Linked DNA regions of Homo sapiens: region 2 is linked to region 1. Evidence: read pairs that join two places in POLR2A ChIA-PET (ENCODE). Cell type or tissue: PC-3. All regions are shown on one strand. Each heading gives the region's core, and the rest is flanking DNA. Links, peaks and the distances in the headings are about the cores only.

Region 1 (15,514 bases), core at 3,243-11,242:
TTGTTATTGTTTTATAGGTCCTGTGAGATTTATCCCTTAAGGAAGTTCAATTTTGGGGTATTTCAAGAATTTGCTTCAAGATTTAGAGCCTTTTTAGAGGTTCTTGTGGTGCTGGTGTGGCAGTGTTGAATTCTCTCAGCATTTGTTTGTCTGGAAAGACTGTATCTTTCCTTCACTTACGAAGCTTAGTTTTGCTGGATACAAAATTCTTGGCTGATAATTGCTTCCTTTAAGGAGGCTAAAGATAGGAACTCAATGCCTTCTAGCTTGTAGGGTTTCTGCTGAGAAATCTGTTGATCTGGTAGGTTTTCCTTTATAGGTTACCCAATGCTTTTTCCTCACAGTTCTTAAAATTCTTTTCTTTGTTTTAACTTTAGATTACTTGGACTATATGCTTAGGCAATGATCTTTTTGCAGTGAATTTCCTGGGTGTTCTTTGAGCTTCTTGTATTTGAATGTCTTAATCTCTAGCAAGTCCAGGGAAGTTTTCCTCGATTATTCCCTCAAATATGTTTTCCAAGCCTTTAGATCTCTCTTCTTCCTCGGAAACACCAATTATTCTTAGGTTTGGTTGTTTAACATAATCCCAAACTTCATGGAGACTTTGCTCAGTTTTTACAATACTTTTTTCTTTGTCTTTGTTGGATTGGGTTAATTTGAAAGCCTTGTCTTCGAGGTCTGAAGTTCTTTCTCCTACTTGTTCTATTCAATTGCTGACACATTCCAGTGTATTTTGCATTTCTCTAAGTGTGTCCTTTATTTCCAGAAGTTGTGATTGTTTTTTATTTATGCTGTCTATTTCTGTGGAGATTTTTCCATCCATATCCTGTAACATATTTTGATTTCTTTATGTTTGTGTTCACCTTTCTCTGGTGCCTCCTTGAGTAGTTTAATAATTAACCTTCTGATTTTTTTTTTCTGGCAATTCAGAGATTTCCTCTTGGTTTGGATCCATTGCTGGTGAGCTAGTATGATCTTTTGGGGGTGTTACAGAACCTTGTTTTGTCATATTGTCAGAATTGTTTTTCTGGCTCCTTCTAATTTGGATAGATTTGGGTATATTATGTCAGAGGGAAGATCTGGGGCTCAAGGGCTATTGCTCGAATCTTTTGTCCCATGGGGTGCTCCCATGATGTGGTGTTCTTCCCCTTCCCCTAGGGATAGGGCTTCCCAAGAGCCAAATTGTAGTGATTGTTATTTCTCTTCTGGGTCTAGCCACCCTGTGGGGCTACCAGTCTCTAGGATGGTACTGGGGAGTGTCGGCAAAGAGTTGTGTAATGCGATCTGTCTTCAGGTCTCTCTGCCATGGATACCAGCACCTGCTCTGGTGGAGGTAGCAGTGGAGTGAAGTAGACTGTGAGAGTCCTTGGTTATAGTTTTGTTTAGTGTGCTAGTTTTGTGTTTATTGGTCCCCAGCCAGGAGGTGTTGCTTTCAAGACAGCATCGATTGCATTAGCATAGGGAGGATACAGGGTTGCCCTAGGGTTGCCTGGATAAGTTTCTCAGGCAGTGAGCAGGGCCATAGATCTCCCAAGAGATTATGTTCTTTGTCTTCAGCTACCAGGTTCATGGAGAAAGACCATGAGGTGTGGGAAGGGTTAGGAGTGTCTGAGTTCAGCCACTTCTTAAGTGGGGCTTGCTGCAGCTGCTGTGGGGGATAAAGGTGTGGTTCTCAGACAGATGGAGTTATGTTACAAGGGGGATTATGGCTGCCTTTTCTGAGTCATACAGGCCATCAGGGAAGTGGGGGAAAGGTGGCAGTGACAGGCCTCACCCAGCTCCCATGCAACCCAAAAGGCCAGTGTCACTCCTACAGTGCTCCCCCAACAGCACCAAGCTTATTTCCAGGCAGCAGGTGAGGTGAGCAGAGCTGAGAACTTGCTCCAGGCTAAAAGCCTCCCTGCTGAGAATGCAAGCAGGGCTTTCAGGTTTTAGGCCTACCCCGATGCAGTTTTTGTGCTTGTATCTGCACTCCCTGTTCACCTTCTCCCCTGGATTCTGTCCAGGACACTTAACATTTGGTCAAAATTGTTACAAAGCTCATCTGGAAGTTTTCTTCTCCCCGTGGCCTTTCCCCGTGGAATTCCATTTTGATTCACTTATAGTGTATTTGAGTGAATCTTTTTGAATAAAATTTTAGGAGTAGCTATAGGCATTTATATATGTACATGTGTATGTGTATATATATATGTACATATATACATAAGTGTGTGTATATATATGTATGTGTATATATAACTTATGACTATTTACCAGTTTGAGTGTAGACACCATGCCATGCCTCCTTTGAAGTTTCTTTCTTCCTTTTATTATTATTTTTTTTAACAGTCTCACTCTGTCACCCAGGCTAGAGTACAGTGACACAATCTTGGCTCACGGCAACCCCCACCTCCTGGGCTCAAGCAATCTTTCCATTTCAGCTTCCTGAGTAGCCGAGACTACAAGCATATGCCACCAAGTCTGGCTAATTTTTGTATTTTTGGTAGAGACAGGGTTTCACTTGGGCTCAAGTGGTCTGCCTGCCTTGGCCTCCCAAAGTGCTGAGATTACAGGTGTAATCATTACACCCAGCCTCTTTAAGTTTCTTCACCCTTCTACACATAAAATTGTCTCAACAGGAAAAGAAAAAGTGAAGTCTATGATATCTATAATATTTACCCATATTTTTTCTCTTTCCATTGTCCTTCCTTCCTTTCTGATGTTCCAAAGTTCCTTCTTTTATCATATCCTTTCTGTTTAGGGAAGGTCTCTGATATAATTTGTCCTCTCCAAATCTCATGTTGAAATGTCATCCCCAATGTTGGAGGTGGGACCTGTTGGGAGATGTTTGGATCATGGGGGTGGATCTTTCCATGAATGGCTTGACACCCTCCCTGTGGTAATGAGTGAGTTCCCACTCTATTAGTTCATGCAAGATCTGATGTTGCAGGAAGTCAGGGACCCAGAATGGAGGGACCAGCTGGAGCCACGGCAGAGGAACATAAATTGTGAAGATTTCATTTTAATATGGATGTATATCAGTTCCCAAAATTAATACTTTTATAATTTCTTACGCCTGTCTTTACTGCAATCTCTGAACATAAATTGTGAAGATTTCATGGACATTTATCAGTTCCCAAATAATACTCTTATAATTTCTTATGCTTGTCTTTACTTTAATCTCTTAATCCTATTATCTTCATAAGCTGAGAATGTACGTCACCTCAGGACCACTGTTGTACAAATTGATTGTAGAACATGTGTGTTTGAACAATATGAAATCTGATTGTAAAACATGGGTGTTTGAACAATGTGAAATCAGTGCACCTTGAAATCAAACAGAATAATAGTGATTTTAGGGAACAAGGGAAGACAACCAAAGGTCTGACTCCCTGCGGGGTTGGGCAGAATACAGCCATATTTTTCTTCCTGCAGAGAGCCTATAAACGGACGTGCAAGTAGGAGAGATATCACTAAATTCTTTTCCTAGCAAGGAATATAATATAAAGACCCTAGGAAAAGAATTGCATTCCTTGGGGGAGGTCTATAAATGGCCACTCTGGGAGTGTCTGTCTTATGCGGTTGAGATAAGGACTGAAATATGCACTGGTCTCCTGCAGTACCCTCAGGCTCACTAGGGTGGGGAAAAACCCCACCCTGGTGAATTTGAGGTCAGACCAGTTCTCTGCTCTCGAACCCTGTTTTCTGTTGTTTACGATGTTTATCAAGACAATACATGCACAGCTGAACATAGACCCTCATCAGTAATTCTAATTTCACCCTTTGCCTTGTGATCTTTGCTTTGCCCTTTGCCTTATGATCTTTATTGGCCTCAGAAGCATGTGATCTTTGTGACCTACTCCCTGTTCATACACCCCCTCCCCTTTTGAAGTCCTTAATAAAAACCTGTTGGTTTTGTGGTTCAGGTGGGCATCACGGACCTACCAATATGTGATGTTACCCATGGCTGCCCAGCTGTAAAATTCTTCTCTTTGTACCCTTTTCTCTTTATTTCTCTGACCAGCTGACACTTAGGGAAAATAAAAAGAACCGACTTTGAAATATTGGGGGCTGGTTCCCCCGATAATCTGATTGTTAAAAGAGCTTGGCATCTTCCCCCTCTCTGTCTTGCTTCCTCTCTTGCCATGTGATGCACTTGCTCCACCTTCATTGTCCACCATGAGTAAAAGCTTCCTGGGGTTCTCACTAGAAGCAGATGCTGGCACCATGCTTCTTGTACAGCCTGTATAACCATAAGCCAAATAAACCTGTTCTCTTTATTAACTACCCAGTCTCAGGTATTTCTTTAAAGCAATGCAAAACAGACTAACACATTCTCTTGATTTTCTCTTGATTGTTGATTTTCTCCCACTGCTTTCAAGATATCTTCTTGGTCTTTAATTTTCAGAAGTTTAATTATGTGTCTTGGTGTGGATTTCTTTTGGTTTATCTTGTTTGAAGTTCTCCCAGAATCTTGTATCCGGAGGTTTATGTTTTTGGATAAATTTTTTTAAAAGTCAGAATTATTTATTTGGGGATATTTTTACCCCACTATCTTTTCCCTTTTTTTCTGTCAGTCTAATAATGCAAATGTTCTATCTTTTGATATTGTCCACAGAACTCTGAGGTTGTATTAAGTTTTTAAGTCTATTACTCTCTGTTCAGAGTGAGTAATTTCTGTTGTTCTAAGTTCAATGATTCTTCCCTCTGTTCTTACCATTCTGCTGCCGAGTACATCCATTAAGTTTTTATTTTGGTTATTGTATTCATCAGTTCCAAAATATATTTTTCATTTATTACAAGCATGTTCATAATTACTCACTGAGGTAATTTTATGATAGCTACTTAAAATTCTTTTCAGATAATTCTAACATCTGTGTCATCCTGGGTTTGGCATCTGTTGATTCTCTTTTCTTACTCAAGTTGAAATTTTTCTGGTTTTGGTATGAGTGATTTTTTTTTTTGTGGTATCCTGAACGTTTTTGGTATTATGTTATAAGGCCCTGGATCTTATTTAAGTCTGCTTTAACAAGCCTCACCTGATATCACTCTGGAAGGGAAATGAGTGTCCTGCCTCATTATTGCCAGGTGGGTCCTAGTTCCCCACTTGACCTAAGTAGCAGGGAGGTGGGTGGGGAGGGATGAGGCAAGGGCATCTACTCCTTAGGTAGGAGTGGAAATTTAGGTTCCCTCCTAGGTTTTCATTTATATTACCCTAGTTGGTATAGGAGGGGTGCCTTCTTACTGCTCTCCATGTGGCTTCTACTGACATCACATACATGGGGCATCCTTTTTACCACTGGATGGTGAGAAGGTCCTGCCTCTCCATTAGGCCTCCTGATACAGGCATGGTGGAGAAAGTGCAGCTCATTACCATTTGTTGGGGGTAGAAGTTCAGAATTCCTACCTAGTTTCTACTGACTCCATGGGGAGAGGGCTCATTGCAGCCAGGCATGACCTGTGGAAAACCACTGGACTTTGAGAGACCAGGAGAAACCAACAGAATGCTTATTCCATTAAATAAGATCTTCTCTTCAGAAAGTCCCAAGTTTATTTTTCACTTGAAAATCCTGGCTTCTCACTTGTTGTCTGACACCACACCAGTGGTAGAGAGGTTTTGTGGTGGGTGGGTCAGGTTCCATGTTACAGCCAGGTGAAGAAGGTAAAAGTCCAGGCTTCCCACTCAGTCTTTGCTGATGAGGTTGGAGGTATGGCCATTTTTATCCCATGGTGTTTCTCTAGGGCAGAGAGGTCAATGTCTAAACTTCTCTGTCTTGCCAGGTTGTCCCTTCCTGTTCCTTTATCTAGAGAGAACTGGCACTAGTTGGAATTTTATTTTGCTTATTTGTTTGTTTTGGTTGGTGTTTTTGGATTGCTGGCTTCTCCAGCGCCCGATCTGGGATAGATTAGGCAAGAAAAAAACCAAGGGAACTCTCTATCATGTTATTACCTGGGTCCTGAGGCTCCTAGTCAGTCTGAATCTTTCTCTCTACATTTCAGGCTTCTTATGTTTTTGCTGTGTATACCGCCCAGGACTTTTAGCAGGAGGCACAGGGAAAACCTTCCAGCAGGAGTGAGAAACATTTTACAAGAAAAGCACCTCTATTCCATGCTCATTTGAAAGTGGAACTGTTCCCCTCCAATTTGTAGACCTTTATTATTATTATTTCTTCTGCTAATACTTTTGATATTGTGTGAAACTATGGTTGGTGATGGGGGGACATCCCTGTTTTTCTCTTGGCTTCTGAGGGACAGCCTCTCATGTGTATCCATTGAACTTCTTTTAAAGAAGTAGCCTATTTTTCTTTTGTCTTGGTTATTTCCTAAAGTCAAGAATCATTGCTGAGGCCAGGCGTGGTGGCTCATACCTATAATCCCAGCACTTTGGGAGGCCAAGGTGGGCAGATCACCTGAGGTCAGGGGTTTGAGATCAGGCTGGCCAACATGGCAAAAACTAAAAATACAAAATTACCAGCCCGGCCACCCCATCTCTACTAAAAATATAAAAATTAGCCAGATGTGGTGGCAGGTGCCTGTAATCCCAGCTACTCGGGAGGCTGAGGCAGGGAGAATTGCTTGAACCCGGGAGGCGGAGGTTGCAGTAAGCCGAGATCGTGCCACTGCACTTCAGCCTGGGTGACAGAGCGAGACTATGTCAAAAAAAAATCATTGCTGAATTGCTGTCAATTTTTTTTGGTATTTATGGAGAAAATTATGAGCACACATTTATCCCCATTTTATAGAGAACACAGCTGACACCTCAAGAAGCTGAGTGCCATGCCCAACATTACATAGCTCAGATGTATTCAAGCCGGGATTCTACCTCAGGCCTACCTGGCTTCCGAGTCCACAGATTTTACAACTTAGTATACTTGTGACACACAGAAAGGACAGTGACCAGGTGACTTTGTTGACACAGCTCAGCAGTTTATAGGTGTACAAGAGGTGATGCTGTGTGACATGATAGGCTCTGTGGTTTTCTGTCCTGCATCTGCTGAAGTTCAACATATGGCTTTTGTCATGATGCTCCTGTACAGCTTGCTTTTAATTTATCTGCTCAGGAAGTCTCAACTTTCACATAGTGTTTGGTTGCCAGTAGAAACCCATTGTGATATTATTTTCCAGCTCATCTCATCAGGGCCTGTCCAAAGTCCAGTGGTTTTCTCCACAGGTCATCTAATGTGAGTGAGTCAGAAGCCATGGCTGCTGAATCATAAATTTAGAATCCACATGGCTCCTGATTCTTTCTTTACTGTGGCCACCAGATCATCCTCCTTGCTGAGCATGACAAAGCACTAACTAGTGAATGGGAAACATATTTCAGGGAAGCTAACACGGAGGTGAAAAATAGACTTGGGCTTTCTGAAGAGAAGGTCTTATTTAATGGAATAAGCATTCTATTGGTCTCTCAGGCAATACGACAACCTTTTGGGTAGAGCTTCTCAACGGGGTGCCAGGGCATGCCAAGTTGCTACAAATGGATTACAGGTGTGTCTGAGATACTGATCCTCTTAATTCTTGGGGCAGCCGGGCAGGTTCTGGGGCTCTCCAGAGTTGTGGCCTAGTTACCTCCAGCTGTGAGCAGCTCCTTCAATTTACCCTGGAAAGCCATGAAAAAGGTATCATTTTCTATGTGCACCAAGAGGAGAAAAAGGCTGGGAGCACTGTTTGTGGAGATGTCTTCAGAGTCAGGTACCATATTGCGGAGTTGATGAGCTCCAGTTTTCTGATGCTGTGCTAAGCTCCATTTACATTAGAACTATAGTGCTTTCTTGGGGGTAGGGGCTCTTCTGATTGTAAAAACAAAGAGTAACAGAGAGTGTCACTGGTCTCTGTGAAGGTGTGAAGGGTATAGATGGTATTAACATGTCTTGTTCACCAAATCATGGAATTCTGGAATGAAGGTGGACATTAGCTGAAGCTGAGAAAGATAGTTTGATAAAAAGTTAAGAAAACTATAGTTATTTCATCCAATAAGTTTAAAAACTAAGAAATGAAAATACCTTCAAACTGAGAACATAGAAACCCAAAATCTAAAGGTCTCTATTGGTTGTTTTTTGTTTTGTTTTGTCTTGTTTTGTTTTTTTTGAGACAGAGTCTCACTCTGTTGCCCAGGCTGGAGTACTGTGATGTGATCTTGGCTCCTTGCAACCTCCGCTTCCCAGCTTCAAGCGATTGTCCTGCCTTAGCCTCTTGAGTAGCTGGGATTACTGGCACGTGCCACATCCCGGCTAATTTTATATTTTTAATAGAGATGGGGTTTCGCCATGTTGGCCAGCCTGGTCTCGAACTCCTGACCTCAGATGATCCACCCTCCTTGGCCTCCCAAAGTGCTGGGATTACAGGCGTGCGCCACTGAGCCTGGCCTTCATTGTGTTTCTAAGGGAATTAAGGGACTCGAAGGACATCCTTACCCTCTGAGGTTGCTATCAGGTAGATAACCAAATTCATTTCAGAGCTCCTGGCTCCACAGTCAAGGACACATTGTCCAGCTTACTGGAGCATCTCTACTCTTTTCAGTTCTGCTGTGTCTTGATTTCCTTTTTGAGCCCCACTGTAGCCCCTTCCTTTACCAGCTATCCCCACAGCCCTTGGGCCAGGGTAGCTGTTATCATCTACCCAAGCAGCTGAGAGTGGAGGTAGTTTCAGAAGTGAGCATTTAGAGAAGTCAGTGGAAAAATAGGTTTGTTGCCTATTAAGCGTCTAATGTTTTTGACTATTAATGGAATATTCTGTGTCATATTGGGGTTCTTTTGGGGGTAGGTAAAAAGATTCACTCTACTTAGAGCACAGATGAGGTAAGGAGGGACCAGGGTGGGGCAAGAACAGGAGGAAGCAGTGGTCACAGGTGGGGCTGGCAGTTTATGTCCCACTGGAGCTGGGGAAGTGGAGTATGCTATCAGACGGGCAGGCAGTCTTCAGTTATTATCTGTTCTCACCATTGCTGCTGCTGCTGATGCTGCTATTGTTATTAATACCATTATGTCAGCACCACATATTTAGGGCTGATTATGAGTGAAGCTCTGTGCAGAACCTTTCACCTGCATTACCTTACTTAATCCTCCTGACAGCCCTGCAGCTTTAGTGTCATTGTCCAGATGAAGAAACTGAGGTAGAGATCGGTGATCCAGACACACAGACCTGTAGGTGATCCAGATACACAGAGTGAGAACTTGAACCCTACAGGGCTTCAAGTTCCATGTGCTTTCACCTCATCCTGTTGTCTTCCTAATCAGGCAAAGTTTCAGGGGCAGAGATTGAAGAAATGGTGGGGTATTCCAACAGAAGGGACACAGCAAAAGGAAATCAGGATGTGTGGGGTAGAATGGGTCCTAGAACACTGAAGAAGTGAGCAGAGAGAGCTTTCACCTGGGGCTGTGGATTTGGAAGCCCTCAGTATAGGGGTTAAAGCCAAGAGAAGGAATTAGCATGTCTAGCAAGGGTAGAATGAGTGAGGAAAGCAGTGGGCCAAAGAGAAGGTTGGAAAACACAAACAGGTAAAGGCTGGGCAGAAGAGGAGAAGTCCAGGGATGGGCCTGGGAACGAGTAGCCAGAGACATGGGAGGGGAAGAGGAAAGAGAATGAGTGGAATAAAAATGGGAAGAACTTGGGGCATCTTGGCTGCCAAAGAGCTCTTGTCTTCCATTCAGGTGGCCGAGCTGGCACTCAAGGCTGGAGTGGCTTCCAATGCTAGGGGAGCAAAGGCCTCGTGCAAGCGTGCTGCCATGGCGCCAGAAGCAGAGAGCAGGTCTGGTCCTAAAGCCAACATTCCCTGCTCCCCACGGGAAGGTGAACTCTGTCCAGCTTGTTCCAAGCACAGTCTCTACTGTTTGTTCACACTCAGAATACTTTTGCTAAAGCTCTGCAAAGCACTTGGATGATGCAAATCACCACTCTTTGCAAAGCACTACACCAAGGCTGGCTACTTTTACTTCAAGCTGCCTGAACATAATTGTGTCTGGGAAGTGCTCCTATTCCTGTCTGTCATCAGCACCTTTGGATTCAAAGTTGATCAAACTGTTCACCTCAATCTTTGCAATTTATATGTTTTTAAAGCCCTGGAGGTTGTGGGTATGGTTAACTGAACACTTCGATGAGTGTCAGATCCTTGCCATTTTTGACACCTTCTGAACATCTTGAAGCTGTTGTACAGACAAATCCTCAATTTATTTTGGACCACACTCTGGGATGGAATTGTTATGAGAGGTGTATTGGGAATATTTTTGTTGAATATTTTTAGAAATCTTGCATTCTTTAAAGGCATTCTTATCTTCATGAGATTCTACTAAAAAACCTGTTTGTGGGAGACACACAGTGGAATTTAAGAAAGAAAAGTGAAGGGTTCCTTTGGGGAAGGGGACAGTCATGTTGACTTAGAAAGCAATCACACTGCTGGCAAATGTATGGGATTCTGAAAGCTTACAGAAAGGGAATCTCCTAATAGACTAAGCTAGGCTTAGTGGGTTATCTGTGAACATTATGCAATATTTTCATGGGGTGAATTGGAGGAGAGGGAAGTAGGAAGAAGAGAAGGAGGAGAAAGTGGGAGGCAGAACAAAGAGGCAGACATTTCATTCCAACAGCCAAGGACTTGCACACTGGAAACAGTGACCCTGAAGTGCGCATCAGACTGTTGGCTCACAGGAGAGGCATGGCAGGACCCTTTCTTCTCTTTCCCAGTCACCCCCAACATTATTTGACTCATCCTTCTGGACATATTTCTAGCTGTACCTCTGAACTCTGAATGTTCCCCAAGCTCATTGCAATGCACAAGTGAAAATTATTCATATGTTTGGAGGTTACACAAAGCTGAAAATGCTGTCAGAAGTAAAGGGATACAGTTACACAATCAGGCCGATCTGTTATGAGAAAAGGACAGCTTTGCTGGTAACAGCCTAATGGCTAAGTGCTGAAGACAGGTAAAGCAAGATGAGGAGTCCCTTCTGGTCATCTTCAGGGTAGAGACAGTTGTCGTGAGCAGATGCTTAAGAGGATGCACATCAATCAAGGCAAGTGTCACAGAGCTGGATGCCAGCCACCCAGCTGGTTGCATGGAATCTTCAGAGATGACTCAGGGTATGCAAAATCAAAAGCAATGGAAGGAGAACAGACAGCAAAGTGCCAATACACTTTAAGACCAGGACGAGGCTGGGTTGCTCAGGGTCAGGGCAATGGATAGTGAGTCAGAATCTTGGGACCTCTCATCCTGTTTCTGCAAGGATCAAAGCAAGTGATGTTCTGTCTCACTCAAGTCACATAGCGAACTTCTCTTTACAAAAGAGGACTTGTAAATCTTCCTCCAAAGCATAAGTCAATGAATCTTTGGATGTTCCAGGAAACTTAACTGCTGAAGGGTGCTTGTGTTGATATAACTTAAGAGAAGGACTGGCTTTGCCACAGGGAGGCTCAGTGGTGTCCTCTACTGTGTGGTTGGGGGTGCTTAGAAGGTCTCCTATATGCAAGAATCTTTTTCACTATACCAGACATTCCACCATTGCAGTTAATTCCTTTGGACAAAATGTTACTGCCTAGAGCTACATCTCTTAAAGTACAGTATCCTGGGAAAGAGGTAAAGCCAGAATGTCTGCGCATACCAATGACATCCTTTCTCTCCGAGTCATTGTGAGACTTCTGGATAGTTGGAGAGGGGAAGGACGAAGGTTATGGAAGAGAAGCACGTGGTAGGAAGAGGGGAGGCTCTTGCACCTTCTGGAAGTCTTCAGAGAATTAAGAGCCTCAAACTCCAAAAGACATCTAATGAAATAAAAATTATTCGTCTTGGAACTTCTTTTTTTTAGGTTTCTGATCACATTTCAGGGTTTTGAGTACACAGAGTCATTGGCTTTCAGAGTTGCTGACAGTATTATGTTCCGTTAGAGCATGGCATCAGCCACCCCAGGGGCGAAACCCCATACCCACCACTTCTGTCTGTCTGTGACCATTTTTAACCACTCCAAGCTTCTGATTTCTCATTTCTAAAGTGCGGATAGTGATACTTACCTCCCAGATTTTCTATGAGTTTAATATAAAATACTAGATAATGAAAGCCCTAGTACACTCCCTTGAAAAATTTGTAAGAATGCTATAAAATGCAGAGTGTTCCACTTTGTGCAGGAAACCTTTTTTCAGCTCCCAAACTCCCTCAGTCTTTTAGTGAACTACAAGAACTACAAGAACAGTGAACTCACTACCACATGAGGCAGCTCTCTTCATTTCTCTAAAACTGGAATTGTCGAGAGATTCTTTGTTGAATCAGTATCTGCCTTTCTGCACCTTCCATCCATTAGTCATAGTTTTACTTCGTGGATTTTCTTAGCATACTTCTTACAATTCCCTTAACCTCTGCCATAACACCCTTAAGATCTTTTGAAGACAGCGAGGAAGTATTCTTGATGTCTTCACTTTTCAAGGCTAGGAAGTTCTATTTCCATCAAGCCGTACTCATCATCTAACATGGGTTAAGCCTCCAGCCACCTGTCTTGCCTCCTTTGGACTACGTAGAGATTTTAAAAAATCAATTTGCAAGTTATACCATTTATAGGTTTGGTATTTACAATTTTGTATAATTTATATAATGTTTATATATTTATTTTATGCAATTAAGAGCCTACTGTGTCGACACTGCACTGGGGGATGATACAATTCGGTGTCAACCACCTTCGAAGCAGCTTTTCCCATTTCAGCCTCCACAGCAGCAGGTCCTTCAGCTCTAATTGAGCATCAACACCAGTCAGTGCTTCTCTTTCTGTGGTTAAGAATCAGTTTTTAAAATTTCTAATCTAAAGCAAACCAATATTTTTGTAAAATACAATAAAGATAAATCACTAGAAGAACTAAATAAGCACATAAAATACAAACACAAAGTAGATTTTTATCATTAGATTTACAGACATAAAATTATGTTTCAATAAATGTTAGCAAAACAAACAGCACAGGAAAACAAATTACACAGATTGAACATGTTTATTACAGGCATGAATATAGGCAATTAATATAAAGAATTGTTATTACATTGGTAAGTTTTTATCATTCTGCAATAGTGCAGTGAATTATGAGTGAAATAGGGATTTCTGTATTAAAAATCTGTACAGGTTGTCTGAATGAATACTAGGATAAATATTTTAGTACAACTAATGAGTTAGCTTCTTGCTTACTAATTAATCTGATCAAGGTTGGATTAATAACCTATATCTTGTATTTCTCACTCATTGGTTCTAATTCTTTCAGACCACAACATTCAAACCACAACTAATACGTCTACTTCCCCCTATATGTGACAACCTGCTAGACATTTAATAGCAGGTGTCAAGTATCCTTTAAGTTTTCTCTTTCCAGGTAAGTCATGCTTTTCCTCCACTTACCCGTCATATGACATGGATTCTAGGATCTTCACCTAGTCACTCTCTGGCTCTCTTGTTGTTAAGTGTTCCTAACATATTGAGTGTTCATTTACCTCCAATACTCTAATAGACATAGTGTTTTTGTTTTCAATTGAATGAGAAGACTTTGACAGATGGTATAAATGGATTTAAGTTCTAGCAGAAAAAAAAAAAACGCCCCTCACATGTTTCTCTCTCTGTTTTTTTTTCTCTCTCTCTTCTTTCTAAAGCTTAAAATTTTTTCTGCTTGGGTAATACCATTCAGGACATAAGCACGGGTAAAGATTTCATGACGAAGATGATAAAAGCAATTGTAACAAAAGCAAAAATTGACAAATAGGATCTAATTAAACTAAAGAGCTTCTGCACAGCAAAAGAAACCATCATCAGAGTAAACAGACAACCTACAGAATGGAACAAATTTTTTGTAATCTCTCTGTCTGACAAAGGTATAATATCCAGGATCTATAAGGAACTTAAACAAATTTACAAGAAAAAAAAAACTCCATTAAAAAGTGGGCAAAGGACACAAACAGACACTACTGAAAAGCAGACATACGTGTGACCAACAAACATATGAAAAAAAGCTCAGCATCACTGATCATTAGAGAAATGCAAATCGAAACCACTATGAGATATCATCTCAGACCAGTCAGCATGGCTATTATTAAACAGTCAAAAAACAACAGATGCTGGCAAGGTGGTGGAGAAAAAGGAATGCTTTCACACTGTTGGAGGGAGTGTTAATTAGTTCAACCATTGTGGAAGACAGTGTAGTGACTCTTCAAAGACATAGAGGCAGAACTACTGTTTGACCCAGCAATCCTATTATGTGGTATATACCTAAAAGAATATAAATCATTCTACCGTAAAGACACATGCACATGTATGTTCACTGCAGCACTATTCACAATAGCAAAGACATGGAATCAACCTAAATGCCCATCAATGATAGACTGCATAAAGAAAATGTGGTTCACATACACCGTGGAATACTATGCAGCCATAAAAAGGAATGAGATCATGTCCTTTACAGGGACATGGATAGAGCTGGAAGCTATTATCCTCAGTAAACTAACACAGGAACAGAAAATCAAACACAGCACATTTTCCCTTATAAGTGGGAGATGAATGATGAGAATGCATGGACACATGGAGGGAACAACACATACTGGGGCCAGTCGAAGGGTGGGAGCTGGAAAGAGGGAGAGTATCAGAAAGAATAGCTAATGGATGCTGGGCTTAATACCTAGGTGATGGGGTGATCTGTGCAGCTAATCACCATGGCACGCATTTAACTATGTAACACACCTGCACATCCTGCACATGTATCCCTGAACTTAAAGTAAAAGTTGGAAATAAAAAAAAGTTTTCGCTTTTTTAAAAGGGAAAGACTACAACCGTTATGGAAAACAGTATGAAGGTTTCTAAAAAAATTAGCAATAGAACTACCTTATGATTAGGCAATCTTACTTCTGGCTGTATATCCAAAGGAAATGAGATCAGTATCTCAAAGAGATATCTGCACTCCCGTGTTTAATTGCAGCATTAACAAGTCCCAAAATATGGAAATGACGTAAGTGTTTGTCAACAGATGAATGAATAAAGAAAATGTGGTATATATGCAATGGTATATTTTTCAGCCATAAAAAAGAAAACAATCCTGCCTTTAGTAACAATATGGATGAACCTGGAGGACATTATGTTAAGTGAAATAAGCCAAACACAGGAAGACAAATACTGCACAATCTCACTTATATGAGGAACCTAAAAAAGCCAAACTCTTAGAAGCAGACAGTAGAATGGTGGTTACTGGGGCTGGGGAGCAGGATGAGATGCTGGTCAAAGGGCACAAACTTTCAGTTCTAAACTAAATGAATTCTGGGGATCTAATGTACATCATGCTGTGTATAGTTAATAATACTCTATTTTTTTTTACTTGAAATTTGCAAAAAGAACAGATCTGTTTTATAAACTTTTATTTTAGGTTCAGGGGTACATGTGCAGGTTTGTTATACAGGTAAATTGCTTGTCATAGGGGTTTGTTGTACAGATTATTTCATCCCACAAGTAATAAACATAGTACCCAATAGGTAGTTTCTCTATCCTCTCACTCCTCCCACCTTCCACCCTCAAGTAGGCCCTGGTGTCTCTTG
Region 2 (15,514 bases), core at 3,423-11,422, 300 kb after region 1:
TTAGTGAGCATCACCTGTAGAGCTTTTTAATATACAGATTCCTAGTATTAATCCCAACTAGTAGGTGAGGTGGGGGGTGTCAGAGAATTTACATTTCTAACAAGATACCAGGTGATGCTCATGTAGCTAGTTTGAGGCCTTAATTTGATTAGTGCTGTTCTAGATGGTACTTCTAAATGGATAGAGTTTATTTACATATTTAGTATAATACATGAAAACTTTTATTGTCTTGTGGTTTCAAAATAAAAAATGTAGTATATAATACAAATCAATTTTAACCAGTGGTTACTTCTCTCTAAATTCTTGGCTTTTTGAGGACCAACGCTTACTCAGATTTTTATCCATGGTGAAGTCAGTTCACGTCATGCTCAGGAAGTATATGTTGATTGAATGAAAAAGGAAGGAAAAGATAACCAGCTGATGGAAGCCTGTAGCACTTGGGGCTCCAGGCTCACCCCTCACACCCTTGTGCCACATTTCATCCAAACCCTGGAAATTGTGATCTCTCTCACTTCCTGCTGCAATTCACTGGCAGCCTTGGGACCACCCTGCCTTAGGCTGAGAAGTGAGAAATTCTGAAAGCAATCGAACACTGTAAATTTTCACAGCAGTTCAACGGAAAGCTGTTGGGCACAGATGTTTCTGTAATTGTGATATGCTGGGAACATTCTCCGGCTCTAAGCACTGAGGGCCTGAGTCTCATTCTTCCACCTGGGTGCCTCAGTGGCCAAATCTTACTATAGTGAAGCTGTAATGGGAACCAGGTGGCAGCATGTGCCTGTCTTAAAAGAGCTGAGTGAGATTCATGTCCCAGTGTCAGTCCCTCCTTCCTTCCTGCCCCAGCACATTCCTTGGGGAGCCAGTTTTCATGATGGCAGACCCCACTACTTACTTGAGCATGGGGTGATTCTTAGCTCCTTGTCCAAGATGGGAATGGAATCTCATGTTTGCTGGTGGGGGGAGCCACAGAGGCCTTCCAGTTGCTCTTTGATAGGCTGTAAGAAAAGAACTCGGGAAAGGCTTGGGTGGTATGAAAGAATATGGGTATTCTAACTGACCTTTGTGTGATCAGGGTTACTACCATCATTTAAAAATCCACCAAAGGATCTTGAAACTTGTGACTTACTCCTTTCAAGCTGAATTTTCTTTTTGGGTATGATATTCCTGCTTTTAGCAAGAGATAGCCCTCATTTGCTTCAGGGCTCTTCCTGCTTTGAAACTGGAGGGAGGCTGTGAATAGCACAGGGGAAACATCTGCCACTGTTTGAAATGCATACCACAAAACTGACAAAAGTTCAAGGAACTTGGAACAGTTTTCACAAATGTTTCCAGTTGGAGGACTTTAACCTGTGCCTACTGTAGCCAAAAGCGTAAAGAGGACAGAGGGTGAAGGATGCAGAACAGTAGAGCTGGCAAGAGGAAACAGTGTAGCAGCAGACATTTCTTGGGAGGATGCGTGCCATGGTCAGTGTTCCAGTCCTGGTGACTCAGACTGAGTGACCATCCTTGCACTGCAACTGTCAGTGTTGCCACATAACAAATGGTCTTCTACTTCTTTTCACAAGATATTTGCTGAACACAAGCTGATGAAAACCTGTTTTTATAAACCGTAGTATAACTTTTATGTCTCAATTTTATCTATGTACAACATCTATATAACTGTGAAACAAAGGAAATTTATACAATATTCACAAATCTACGAGATCCAAGAGGAGTATCTACTTCCAATTGTAGCTTCCATGCAGAACATGTTCTACATTAAAACATACATAGTTAGATCTTTCTTCTTGGTTCCCATTATTCACCATGTAGTTATTTTTAAAAAAGTTACTCAGCCTGTTGAATCTATAATCTCCAAATAGAAAAAATTCCAAAAAAATATTTTTCTTTTATAATTTATAATTTTTCTTTTAAAATATTTTCTTTGGAGTGTTTTTATTATATCAGTTGGCTCAGTGAGGGAACTGATAAAAGAAAACTAAAAGAAGCTTCCATAGGGGAAAAAACCCCAGATAAACTATTAGAAGTAATGAGAAAATTCAGTAAATTTGCCAGATCCCAGATCAACTTAAATATATTTAACATTATTTTCACCAGCTATAATAAACTATCAACTAAAAAACTTAAACAACAAAGACAATAACTTTTTTTGACAATAACTTTCGTAATATCAATAAAAACTATAAAGTATCTAGGAGTTACCTTAATAAGGCATACACAGATTTATATAAAAATGTTAAATTCTACTTGAGTATGTACAAGATGATTTATTTAAATGGATATACATTCCCAGTTTTTGTATGGAATGACTTAATATTATCAAGCTGTCTCCCCAAATTAACTTATAAATTCAATATAATTCCATTTAAAATTCTAGTGGGGTATTTTGAAGACCTTGATACAAACATTCTAAAACTTACATAGAAGAATTAAGGTCCTTGAATAGCTAGGTCAATCTTAAAAAATAGAGAAAAGAGATTTTTTTTGGCCTGATACTAAGATATATTACAACGTGTGATATTTATATAAAGAGACTAATAATCCAGTAGAACAGAATAGAGAACCCGGACACATATATCTACATCTGTATTTCCATGTCTAAATATCTATATTCATATCTATGTATATTTGTACCCACATCTGGGAAACTAATATTAAAGAAAACTGGCATAACAAGTCAATGGGATAGGAGAGATAAGTAGCTTAGTAGTTAGATTTGGAAAAACTGCCTCATAATATAAATTTTTTTGACAACATACAAAGGTAAACTTTAGGTGGATTAAAGTCTTAGATATTGAAGGAAATGCTATAACGTTAATGAAAGAAAATATAGGAGAATATTTTTGATGTCTGGAAAGAAAAATCACTTCTTCAATAAAACCTTTAAAATACAATGTATGAAATAAAAAAGAATTGATAAATTTGACTACATCAAATTTAAGAAAATCATAAGTAAAGCTAACAACAGTGTAAAAATTGGGATAATATTCTTGTAATGTTATTACAAGATATTAATATCTAGGACATAAAAACAACTCTTGTAAATTAATATGTGAAAGAGAGGAACCCCAGTAGAATAATGAGCCAAGGATATGTACAACCAATTTACTCAAGAAAAGATCCAAAAGGTCAGCAAATAGTCACCAAAACAGCATGGTACTGATAATAGAAGTAGATAAATAGACTAATGGAACAGAATAGAGGGCCCAGAAGTAAAGCCAAATACTTAACAACTGATTGATATTCCACAAAGCATACAAAAACATAAATTGGGAAAAGGACACCTCAGTCAATAAATGGTCCTGGGAAAACCAGATAGCCACATGTAGAAGAATGAAACTGGATCCCTATCTCTCAATATATACAGAAATCAACTCAGAATTGATTAAAGACTTAAATCTAAGACCTGAAACCATAAAAATTCTAGGAGAAAACCTAGAAGAAACTATTCTGAACGTTGGTTTAGGCAAAGAATTTATGACTAAGATCCCAAAAGCAAAGGCAACAAAAATGAAGATAAATTGGATCTAGTTAAACTAAAAAGCTTCTGCACAGCATGGCTGGCTCGGGCCTGTAATCCCAGCATTTTCAGAGGCTGACGCGGGTGAATCACTTGAAGCCAGGGATTCGAGACTAGCCTGGGAAACATGGTGAACCCCAATCTTTACTAAAATTACAAAAATTAGCCCAGTGTGGTGGTAGGCACCTGTAATCCCAGCTACTCAGGGGGCTGAGGCAGGAGAATCACTTGAACCCGGGAAGTGAACTTTGCAGTGAGCCAAGATCACACCCACTGTACTCCAGCCTGGGCGACAGAGCAAGACAAAAAAGTAGGCAAATAATGTGAATAGGTATTTCTCCAAAGAAAACATACATATGGCTAATAAACATATAAAAATGTTCAACATCACTAATCATCAGGGAAAGTAAATTAAAACCATAGGGAGATACCAGTTTACCCAAACCAGAATGGCCATTATTAAAAAGTCAGAAAACAATAGATATTTGTGTGGATGTGGTGAAAAGGGGATGCTTACACACTGCTGATGGGAACGTAAATTAGTACAATCTCAAAGAACTAAAAGTAGATCTGCCGTTCAATTCAGCAATCCCACTACTGAGCATCTATTCAAAGGAAGAGAAGTCATGATATCACAAAGACATGAGCATGCATATGTTTATCATAGCATAATTCACAATTGCAAAGATATGGAACCAACCTAAGTGCTCATCAACCGGTGAGCCAATAAAGAAAATGTTTTATATATATATGGTGGGATACTACTTGGCCATACAAAAGAACAAAATAATGTGTTTTGCAGCTACTTGATGGAACTAGAGGCCATTATTCCAAGTGAAGTAAGTCAGGAATAAAAAACCAACTACTGTATGTTCTCATTTACAAGTGGGAGATAAACGATGGGTACACAAAAGGCACACAGGGTGATATAATGGACATTGGAGAGTCAGAGGGAGGAGGGTGAGAGGGGCATGAGGGTTAAAAAAACTACATGCTGGATGCAATGTACACTACGTGGGTGATAAGTGCACTAAAATTTCAAACTTTACCACTATACAGTTCACCCACATAACCAAAAACTATTTGTACCCTGAAAGCTATTTAAATAAAAAATTTAAACATTTTATAATTTATACAAAGTTGAAAGGAAAAAATAATAAAAATGACAATAATTAAAAACTCAAAATTTACTATCTGCTATGCTAAAAAATAAAAAAGGCCAGCAAGTAAATGAAGAGATGCAATTTAACTGCAAGCTAAACAATAATAATGAAATATATTATTCTAGCTAAAATTATAAGATTTGATAATGTCAAGTGCTGAGGGGAGGTGCAGGCATATAAAATAACCCTCATACTTTGCTGGGTAAGGGTACCCTGATGCAGACATTCTGAAGAGCCATCTGGCAGTACTTGGTCAAATTAAGTATATACATACTCTATGATCCAGCATAAAAATGCTCTCACAGTTCCATAGGCCATATATACAAGGATGAGCATTGCAGCATTTTTTTTTTTTTGGTAAAAAAGGTTGGAGGCAACCTGATGTCCATCACTGGAAAAGTAGCCTCTCTAGGTTTTCCTTTACTTGCAGTTTGAAAATAGGAGTAGCTTTTTAAGTTTGATTAAACATTGACCTTGTGAACAATTCTAGGCAAAGAAAGTCCCTAGAAAGAAAAACTGGATATACTGATCATTTACATAAGATAGAGACTTAAATTGCTAATTTGAATGTTTAGAAGAAAAGTGACAGTGTTTTGGTGAGATGGGTAGTACCATTATACAACCAAACTCTAGTACTTCATTATACAATCTAGAGTACCCATTGTACCAGGCATTCTGCTAGATAACAGGATGGATTCAAGATGAATGAGAAGTGACCTTCTCCTGGAGATCATAATGAAACGGTTTTGTCAAGTTCCTTAGGGTTCATGATACAGGCATAAAACAATGATCTACTTGTGAAGTGAGAATGATTGTAGTGCACTAGTTATTGACCTGGAGTGCCTTCTCAGTAAAGGTTAGCATGGCCATAGATTCCACTGTGCAATTCCTATAGGCAAATCAACTACACCTCAGAAATAGTGCAGCCATAATTCACCAGTCACTTATTTAATTGTGATTATTGTGGAGCTTTGTGCTTTATACCCAGATATGCCTGGAAAGGTGGCATGGCCTTGCACTGCTAATGTCTGGCTATAGCCCTACATCAGAGCAATTTCTGAAAGAGCATCTCACACAATTTTCTTATCCCTCTGGTAAAGAAAGGCTTCACCTTGCAGGAACCTCTGTAATTCTCTTTTTCTCTGGTCTGTTTGCTCTCTCTTTGCCTGTCATAACTGTGTTTACGTACCACCCAACTCTTCTCATTAAAAATGACAGAGATAATGAGACTCTAATGAATCACTCTCTAAGCATCAAAGTCACAGTAATCAATTATAACTCTATGTCACTAGGACAATGATCTCTGTGAATTGGTGATCTTTACGTAAGCTTGTTAAGAGATCCATTAGGAGGGAGCGTGTACTCTCTCCCTCCTTTGATATATTATCCCAGCAAGAAGCAACTTGTGTTAACTCACGATGCTTTAAGCTGGGAGTCACAGATTGGCAATGGGGAGCAAAGCGAACCTCTAGGATTCAACAACTGCCTGGGAGAAGATATTAGACAAAGTGGAAAGGCATTTTCTCCCTCCACACTGTGGGAAAAGCTGAGATGTTTGCTGCTTCACTTTCTTTCTCTCCCCGAAGAATCTACTCTTGCATCTCATCCTGGCTCATCTCTTACAAGGGATGAGACAGACCTGGTAGCAGTGTTGGGGTGGACGCTGAGTCAGCTAGCTAGGATGGTGGTAAGTAGCCTAGAGCAGATGAAAGATTATGATCCTGGTCAAAGAAGAGATCCCAGTGGGGTTGGATTTAGGAGGTAAGTTCTCTAGGACTCAGACAAGTGAATGGGGTCAGTCAGCTATTTTGATTTTGGAAGTGATAAGAGAACACAGGACTTTGATCTAGAACAGGGAAGAGGTGTCCAGAACTTCCATTAGTGAAGTGGTGCTCTTACAGTGTAATGTGTGTGTCAGTTGGAAATGCAGAAATCACCCATCTTCTGTGTTGAGCAGGCTGGGAGCTGCAGACTGGAGCTGTTCCTATTCGGCCATCTTGGAACGCCCTGGAAGGTAATGTGTGTGTCAAGGCACAGGGTTGGGGTTGACACCGCCAAGCAGCAGCACCTTGGTGTGCACTCCTTTCTGCTGGGTCTGCTGTAGAGTGTGGCATGGGTACTACCGTCTCCCCTTCTCTGGAAGACCTCAATGCGTACTTTTGGGAGGAAGGTACTGTAGGGTATTTCTGCAGCAATCTGCACTCAGAGGAATCCCCAGAGTGATCACTAGGGTACAAAGGTCCTCCTCGGGCTTCCAGGGTGTGTTGATAGCTCTTCCTGGTCTTTGTGACCTTCACCTCCACCTCCTCTGATTCTTTATTTGAACTCTATTTTGTCCCCTGTATCAATCCCCACGGAGGCAGGTAAAAACAAGTAAATCCTGCTGTTTCCTCCCTCTACCTCCCCATGTGATGAAGACCTATTCTTGGAGACGCTTCCAAATCTGGATCAGGCTCCCCAGAGATAATCACTGGGCTTCTGTGTCCCCCTCCCTCTGGTCAGTGCTGTTCCATCCGTGGTCCTACTTGCAGAATGCCTAAATGGTCAGGCCTACCCACACTGCATCCCATTTAATATATGAAACAATCTAGTGAAAGAAAATTAGCATCTTTATTTTAGAGATGAGAACGCTAAGGCTCAGACATATTAAATAACTTGCCCAAGGTCACACAGCTAGTAAATGACACATCTGAGGTTTTGTCTTGAGCTCATCAGACTCTAAATTGTTTTGCTTCTTTCTATTACTCTTAAGCTACTTGATGGTATGGGTTGGGGATTTTCTTTCTTCTTAACTGTTGGGTTGTTCACCAGTTCCCCACCAGGGGCCTCTTTGGCTGTTGTCTTCTCTGTATAGAAAGAAACTTATGACAGGCCAACTGGCCAGTGCTTCCAGCCTATGCCAGTCTGTGACTCAAGTGGCAAATATCAGATGTTCTTAGTTGGGGATTTTTAAACCAAAGGCATCTCTCTTTTAGTGGTTGTGTAAATTTGATTTGTTCTTCAATATATTTGTTCATTTTTTTGTAGATTTCAAAATAAAGCCTTTCCTACCATTGCTGTCTAAGTTATTCTCATTGCAAAGCAATTAGTTGAAAAGAACCATTATCATTTACAAAACCTTGTTTATGTGACCAGGATTTTTACAAAGCCTTTGAAACTATAGAATCCAAACAAAATACTAAAATAAGTGGGATGCTGAGGGTGACATAAAGCTGTGGCTGTCATCTTTGATTACACATTTTTATGTTAATAAAGTTAATCATTCTTATCAATTGTCTTTATAATTGGTAAATATACCTAATTTATTAATAAAAATGGATTTTAAAAATCTAGGTGTTAGGGTTTCATATATGCTTTTATTTGTAAAAAGAGTTCATCTACTTTTGAACTTAAAAATGTTTGCAGAACACTGCATAGACAATCACTCTGAAAGTCCTTGTTCCCACTTCACCTTTGCTATTCCCACTTCTGTTGACCCTACCTGCTGTTCATGCTCCAGTCTTCATAGCTTGACTTTGATTTCTTGGATTTGGAAATTGTTGTTGTTGTTGTTTGTTTGCTTATTTGTTTTTTGAAGCAGGGTTCTCTGTTGTCCAGGCTGGAGTGCAGTGAATACAGCAATCAAGGTTCACTGTAGCCTCGACCTCCTGGGCTCAATTGATCCTCTTGCCTCAGCCACCCCAGTAGCTGTGACTACAGGCACACACCACCATGCCTGGCTAATTTTTTAATTTTGGAAATGTTTTGGATTCCTTTCTTACTACTTTGGATTTTGCATGAGGCTTTCAGCTTGACAAATACCAGCATCTGCTATTTTCTGAAGTCAAGGCTTACTTCATCAGCCCAGCCCAGTAGAAGCAATTTCTTCTGAGGCTGAACCTGCAAATGAATCCTGAGCTAGACCCCTACTTGGGTGGTGTGCACTAGTCTAACTCTCCCTTGATAACTCTCTAAGGGGACCATCTGGGGGCCCCAGAGATAAGTGCCTGAAGTTTATATTGTTCTTGCTTACATGCGGCAAGTCTGCACACATGCTGAGAAGCAAGCTTCTTGGCAATGGCACCCGCTGCCCAATTATTTTTGGGGCCATTTAAAACACTAAACATTGCACTTATCTTTTTTGTTTTGTTTTGTTTTTTATTATACTTTAAGTTTTAGGGTACATGTGCACATTGTGCAGGTTAGTTACATATGTATACATGTGCCATGTTGGTGCGCTGCACCCACTAACTCATCATCTAGCATTAGGTATATCTCCCAATGCTATCCCTCCCCCCTCCCCCCACCCCACCACAGTCCCCAGAGTGTGATATTCCCCTTCCTGTGTCCATGTGATCTCATTGTTCAATTCCCACCTATGAGTGAGAATATGCGGTGTTCGGATTTTTGTTCTTGCGATAGTTTACTGAGAATGATGATTTCCAATTTCATCCATGTCCCTACAAAGGACATGAACTCATCATTTTTTATGGCTGCATAGTATTCCATGGTGTATATGTGCCACATTTTCTTAATCCAGTCTATCATTGTTGGGCATTTGGGTTGGTTCCAAGTCTTTGCTATTGTGAATAATGCCGCAATAAACATACGGGTGCATGTGTCTTTATAGCAGCATGATTTATAGTCCTTTGGGTATATACCCAGTAATGGGATGGCTGGGTCAAATGGTATTTCTAGTTCTAGATCTCTGAGGAATAGCCACACTGACTTCCACAATGGTTGAACTAGTTTACAGTCCCACCAACAGTGTAAAAGTGTTCCTATTTCTCCACATCCTCTCCAGCACCTGTTGTTTCCTGACTTTTTAATGATTGCCATTCTAACTGGTGTGAGATGGGATCTCATTGTGGTTTTGATTTGCATTTCTCTGATGGCCAGTGATGATGAGCATATTTTCATTGTTTTTTGGCTGCATAAATGTCTTCTTTTAGAAGTGTCTGTTCATGTCCTTTGCCCACTTTTTGATGGGGTTGTTTTTTTCTTGTAAATCTGTTTGAGTTCATTGTAGATTCTGGATATTAGCCCTTTGTCAGATGAGTAGGTTGCGAAAATTTTCTCCCATTTTGTAGGTTGCCTGTTCACTCTGATGGTAGTGTCTTTTGCTGTGCAGAAGCTCTTTAGTTTAATTAGATCCCATTTGTCAATTTTGTATTTTGTTGCCACTGCTTTTGGTGTTTTAGACATGAGGTCCTTGCCCATGCCTATGTCCTGAATGGTAATGCCTAGGTTTTCTTCTAGGGTTTTTATGGTTTTAGGTCTAACGTTTAAGTCTTTACTCCATCTTGAATTGATTTTTGTATAAGGTGTAAGGAAGGGATCCAGTTTCAGCTTTCTACATATGGCTAGCCAGTTTTCCCAGCACCATTTATTAAATAGGGAATCCTTTCCCCATTGCTTGTTTTTCTCAGGTTTGTCAAAGATCAGATAGTTGTAGATATGCGGCGTTATTTCTGAGGGCTCTGTTCTGTTCCATTGATCTATATCTCTGTTTTGGTACCAGTACCATGCTGTTTTGGTTACTGTAGCCTTGTAGTATAGTTTGAAGTCAGGTAGTGTGATGCCTCCAGCTTTGTTCTTTTGGCTTAGGATTGACTTGGTGATGCAGGCTCTTTTTTGGTTCCATATGAACTTTAAAGTAGTTTTTTCCAATTCTGTGAAGAAAGGCATTGGTAGCTTGATGGGGATGGCATTGAATCTGTAAATTACCTTGGGCAGTATGGCCATTTTCACGATATTGATTCTTCCTACCCATGAGCATGGAATGTTCTTCCGTTTGTTTGTATCCTCTTTTATTTCCTTGAGCAGTGGTTTGTAGTTCTCCTTGAAGAGGTCCTTCACATCCCTTGTAAGTTGGATTCCTAGGTATTTTATTCTCTTTGAAGCAATTGTGAATGGGAGTTCACTCATGATTTGGCTCTCTGTTTGTCTGTTGTTGGTGTATAAGAATGCTTTTGATTTTTGTACCTTGATTTTGTATCCTGAGACTTTGCTAAAGTTGCTTATCAGCTTAAGGAGATTTTGGGCTGAGACAATGGGGTTTTCTAGATATACAATCATATCATCCGCAAACAGGGACAATTTGACTTCCTCTTTTCCTAATTGAATACCCTTTATTTCCTTCTCCTGCCTAATTGCCCTGGCCAGAACTTCCAACACTATGTTGAATAGGAGTGGTGAGAGAGGGCATCCCTGTCTTGTGCCAGTTTTCAAAGGGAATGCTTCCAGTTTTTGCCCATTCAGTATGATATTGGCTGTGGGTTTGTCATAGATAGCTCTTATTACTTTGAAATACGTCCCATCAATACCTAATTTATTGAGAGTTTTTAGCATGAAGGGTTGTTGAATTTTGTCAAAGGCTTTTTCTGCATCTATTGAGATAATCATGTGGTTTTTGTCTTTGGCTCTGTTTATATGCTGGATTACATTTATTGATTTGCGTATATTGAACCAGCCTTGCATCCCAGGGATGAAGCCCACTTGATCATGGTGGATAAGCTTTTTGATGTGCTGCTGGATTTGTTTTGCCAGTATTTTATTGAGGATTTTTGCATCGATGTTCATCAAGGATATTGGTCTAAAATTCTCTTTTTTGCTTGTGTCTCTGCCCGGCTTTGGTATCAGAATGATGCTGGCCTCATAAAATGAGTTAGGGAGGATTCCCTATTTTTCTATTGATTTGAATAGTTTCAGAAGGAATGGTACCAGTTCCTCCTTATACCTCTGGTAGAATTCGGCTGTGAATCCATCTGGTCCTGGACTCTTTTTGGTTGGTAAACTATTGATTGTTGCCACAATTTCAGACCCTGTTATTGGTCTATTCAGAGATTCAACTTCTTCCTGGTTTAGTCTTGGGAGGGTGTATGTGTCGAGGAATTTATCCATTTCTGCTAGATTTTCTAGTTTATTTGTGTAGAGGTGTTTGTAGTATTCTCTGATGGTAGTTTGTATTTCTGTGGGATCGGTGGTGATATCCCCTTTATCATTTTTTATTGTGTCTATTTGATTCTTCTCTCTTTTTTTTCTTTATTAGTCTTGCTAGCGGTCTATCAATTTTGTTGATCCTTTCAAAAAACCAGCTCCTGGATTCATTAATTTTTTGAAGGGTTTTTTGTGTCTCTATTTCCTTCAGTTCTGGTCTGATTTTAGTTATTTCTTGCCTTCTGCTAGCTTTTGAATGTGTTTGCTCTTGCTTTTCTAGTTCTTTTAATTGTGATGTTAGGGTGTCACTTTTGGATCATTCCTGCTTTCTCTTGTGGGCATTTAGTGCTATAAATTTCTCTCTACACACTGCTTTGAATGCATCCCAGAGATTCTGGTATGTTGTGTCTTTGTTCTCGTTGGTTTCAAAGAACATCTTTATTCATGCCTTCATTTCGTTATGTACCCAGTAGTCATTCAGGAGCAGGTTGTTCAGTTTCCATGTAGTTGAGCGGTTTTGAGTGAGATTCTTAATCCTGAGTTCTAGTTTCATTGCACTGTGGTCTGAGAGATAGTTTGTTATAATCTCTGTTCTTTTACATTTGCTGAGGAGTGCTTTATTTCCAACTATGTGGTCAATTTTGGAATAGGTGTGGTGTGGTGCTGAAAAAAATGTATATTCTGTTGATTTGGGGTGGAGAGTTCTGTAGATGTCTATTAGGTCCGCTTGGTGCAGAGCTGAGTTCAATTCCTGGGTATCCTTGTTGACTTTCTGTCTCATTGATCTGTCTAATGTTGACAGTGCGGTGTTAAAGTCTCCCATTATTAATTTGTGGGAGTCTAAGTCTCTATGTAGGTCACTCAGGACTTGCTTTATGAATCTGGGTGCTCCTGTATTGGGTGCATATATATTTAGGATAGTTAGCTCTTGTTGTTGAATTGATCCCTTTCCCATTATGTAATGGCCTTCTTTGTCTCTTTTGATCTTTGTTGGTTTAAAGTCTATTTTATCAGAGACTAGGATTGCAACCCCTGCCTTTTTTTGTTTTCCATTTGCTTGGTAGATCTTCCTCCATCCTTTTATTTTGAGCCTATGTGTGTCTCTGCACGTGAGATGGGTTTCCTGAATACAGCACACTGATAGGTCATGACTCTTTATCCAATTTGCCAGTCTGTGTCTTTTAATTGGAGCATTTAGTCCATTTACATTTAAAGTTAATATTGTTATGTGTGAATTTGATCCTGTCATTATGATGTTAGCTGGTTATTTTGCTTGTTAGTTGATGCAGTTTCTTCCTAGTCTCGATGGTCTTTACATTTTGGCATGATTTTGCAGCGGCTGGTACCGGTTGTTCCTTTCCATGTTTAGCGCTTCCTTCAGGAGCTCTTTTATGGCAGGCCTGGTGGTGACAAAATCTGTCAGCATTTGCTTGTCTGTAAAGGATTTTATTTCTCCTTCACTTATGAAGCTTAGTTTGGCTGGATATGAAATTCTGGGTTGAAAATTCTTTTCTTTAAGAATGTTGAATATTGGCCCCCACTCTCTTCTGGCTTGTAGGATTTCTGCCGAGAGATCCGCTGTTAGTCTGATGGGCTTCCCTTTGAGGGTAACCCGACCTTTCTCTCTGGCTGCCCTTAACATTTTTTCCTTCATTTCTACTTTGGTGAATCTGACAATTATGTGTCTTGGAGTTGCTCTTCTCGAGGAGTATCTTTGTGGCGTTCTCTGTATTTCCTGAATCTGAACGTTGGCCTGCCTTGCTAGATTGGGGAAGTTCTCCTGGATAATATCCTGCAGAGTGTTTTCCAACTTGGTTCCATTCTCCCCGTCACTTTCAGGTACACCAATCAGACGTAGATTTGGTCTTTTCACATAGTCCCATATTTCTTGGAGGCTTTGCTCATTTCTTTTTATTCTTTTGTCTCTAAACTTCCCTTCTCGCTTCATTTCATTCATTTCATCTTCCATTGCTGATACCCTTTCTTCCAGTTGATCGCATCGGCTCCTGAGGCTTCTGCATTCTTCATGTAGTTCTCGAGCCTTGGTTTTCAGCTCCATCAGCTCCTTTAAGCACTTCTCTGTATTGGTTATTCTAGTTATACATTCTTCTAAATTTTTTTCAAAGTTTTCAACTTATTTGCATTTGGTCTGAATGTCCTCCCGTAGCTCAGAGTATTTGATCGTCTGAAGCCTTCTTCTCTCAGCTCATCAAAGTCATTCTCCATCCAGCTTTGTTCCGTTGCTGGTGAGGAACTGCGTTCCTTTGGAGGAGGAGAGGCGCTCTGCATTTTAGAGTTTCCAGTTTTTCTGTTCTGTTTTTTCCCCATCTTTGTGGTTTTATCTACTTTTGGTCTTTGATGATGGTGATGTACAGATGGGTTTTTGGTGTGGATGTTCTTTCTGTTTGTTAGTTTTCCTTCTAACAGTCAGGACCCTCAGCTGCAGGTCTGTTGGAATACCCTGCCGTGTGAGGTGTCAGTGTGCCCCTGCTGGGGGGTGCCTCCCAGTTAGGCTGCTCGGGGGTCAGGGGTCAGGGATCCACTTGAGGAGGCAGTCTGCCCGTTCTCAGATCTCCAGCTGTGTGCTGGGAGAACCACTGCTCTCTTCAAAGCTGTCAGACAGGGACATTTAAGTCTGCAGAGGTTACTGCTGTCTTTTTGTTTGTCTGTGCCCTGCCCCCAGAGGTGGAGCCTACAGAGGCAGGCAGGCCTCCTTGAGCTGTGGTGGGCTCCACCCAGTTCGAGCTTCCTGGCTGCTTTGTTTACCTAAGCAAGCCTGAGCAATGGCGGGTGCCCCTCCCCCAGCCTTGCTGCCGCCTTGCAGTTTGATCTCAGACTGCTGTGCTAGCAATCATCGAGACTCCGTGGGCGTAGGACCCTCCGAGCCAGGTGCGGGTTATAATCTCGTGGTGCACCGTTTTTTAAGCCCGTCGGAAAAGCGCAGTATTCGGGTGGGAGTGACCGGATTTTCCAGGTGCGTCCGTCACCCCTTTCTTTGACTCGGAAAGGGAACTTCCTGACCCCTTGCGCTTCCCAAGTGAGGCAATGCCTCGCCCTGCTTCGGCTCGCGCACGGTGCGCGCACCCACTGACCTGCGCCCACTGTCTGGCACTCCCTAGTGAGATGAACCCGGTACCTCAGATGGAAATGCAGAAATCACCCGTCTTCTGCGTTGCTGACGCTGGGAGCTGTAGACCGGAGCTGTTCCTATTCGGCCATCTTGGCTCCTCCCCTGCACTTTTCAAATAAGGTAACATTGGAGGAAACACAGAGTTCATGACTCTATGCCATGCACTGTGCTAGGTGGTTTCTCATGCACTTTCTCTCTTTCTCTCTCTCTCTTTTTTTTTTTTTTTTGCTTTTGGCTTTAACTAAGTGGAATAAACAAAACAAAGAATCCATTAGAGAGCACTTGTGAGATGGGACAGGAAAAGTTTGCTTTTATAAGGGAAGAGGTAAAGGGAAGTATTTGCCACCAGGGCAGGGATTTATTTACTCTGCTAGTGGTTCTCAGATTACACCCAAGGGGTCTGATGCCTTTGCAAGGCCCTGCAGGATTCTGTGTACATGGGTGGGACCCTTGGCACTTTGAACAGAGCCAGGGGGATGATTTCTATAAATGTTTAGGGCACTCTCATTTGTGAAAGAAGAAACAACATGAGAAGGCATAATCTCTGTCAAGTCATAAGCTCGCAGGCTGGCTAGGAAGAAAAGGAATGATATGTAAAAGATTAAGGGTATTAGACAGCATATGGCTGTGCGTGGCACAAACATTCAGGGCCCAGGAGAATTGGTAGTTTCTACAAGCTGGGGGTCCAGGAAGCCATTTGGAACACTAGGGCTGGCCTAGGCCATGGGTAAAGGGGTGCATCTTCATGTCCTCGCCCTTTTGCAGTTTTTCCATGTCTTGTGT

The links. Peaks named below come from ENCODE experiments on the same cell type or tissue, not always from the same donor. Only the 100,000 strongest peaks of a DNase experiment are listed, where the experiment ranks them.
Region 2: POLR2A ChIA-PET joins it to region 1 with 6 read pairs; 1 of 35 experiments calls an interaction of 5 or more read pairs at or near these places.

Annotation. Positions count from the first base shown.
Region 1 is chr2:19,603,657-19,619,170 of GRCh38, reverse strand. It overlaps LOC105373459 (a long non-coding RNA gene), which reads left to right and starts at 13,711. Exons shown (of 4, transcript XR_939780.2): 1 at 13,711-13,807. In PC-3, for the core only: no CTCF peak of the experiment used is centred there; DNase peaks (open chromatin) are centred at 7,080 and 11,140; H3K27ac peaks cover 2,670 bases.
Region 2 is chr2:19,305,160-19,320,673 of GRCh38, reverse strand. No RefSeq gene overlaps it. Among named protein-coding and RNA genes, the nearest start is that of MIR4757, 36 kb to the left of the region's middle. RefSeq lists enhancers at 13,981-14,574, 14,575-15,168. In PC-3, for the core only: a CTCF peak has its summit at 7,521; a DNase peak (open chromatin) is centred at 7,523.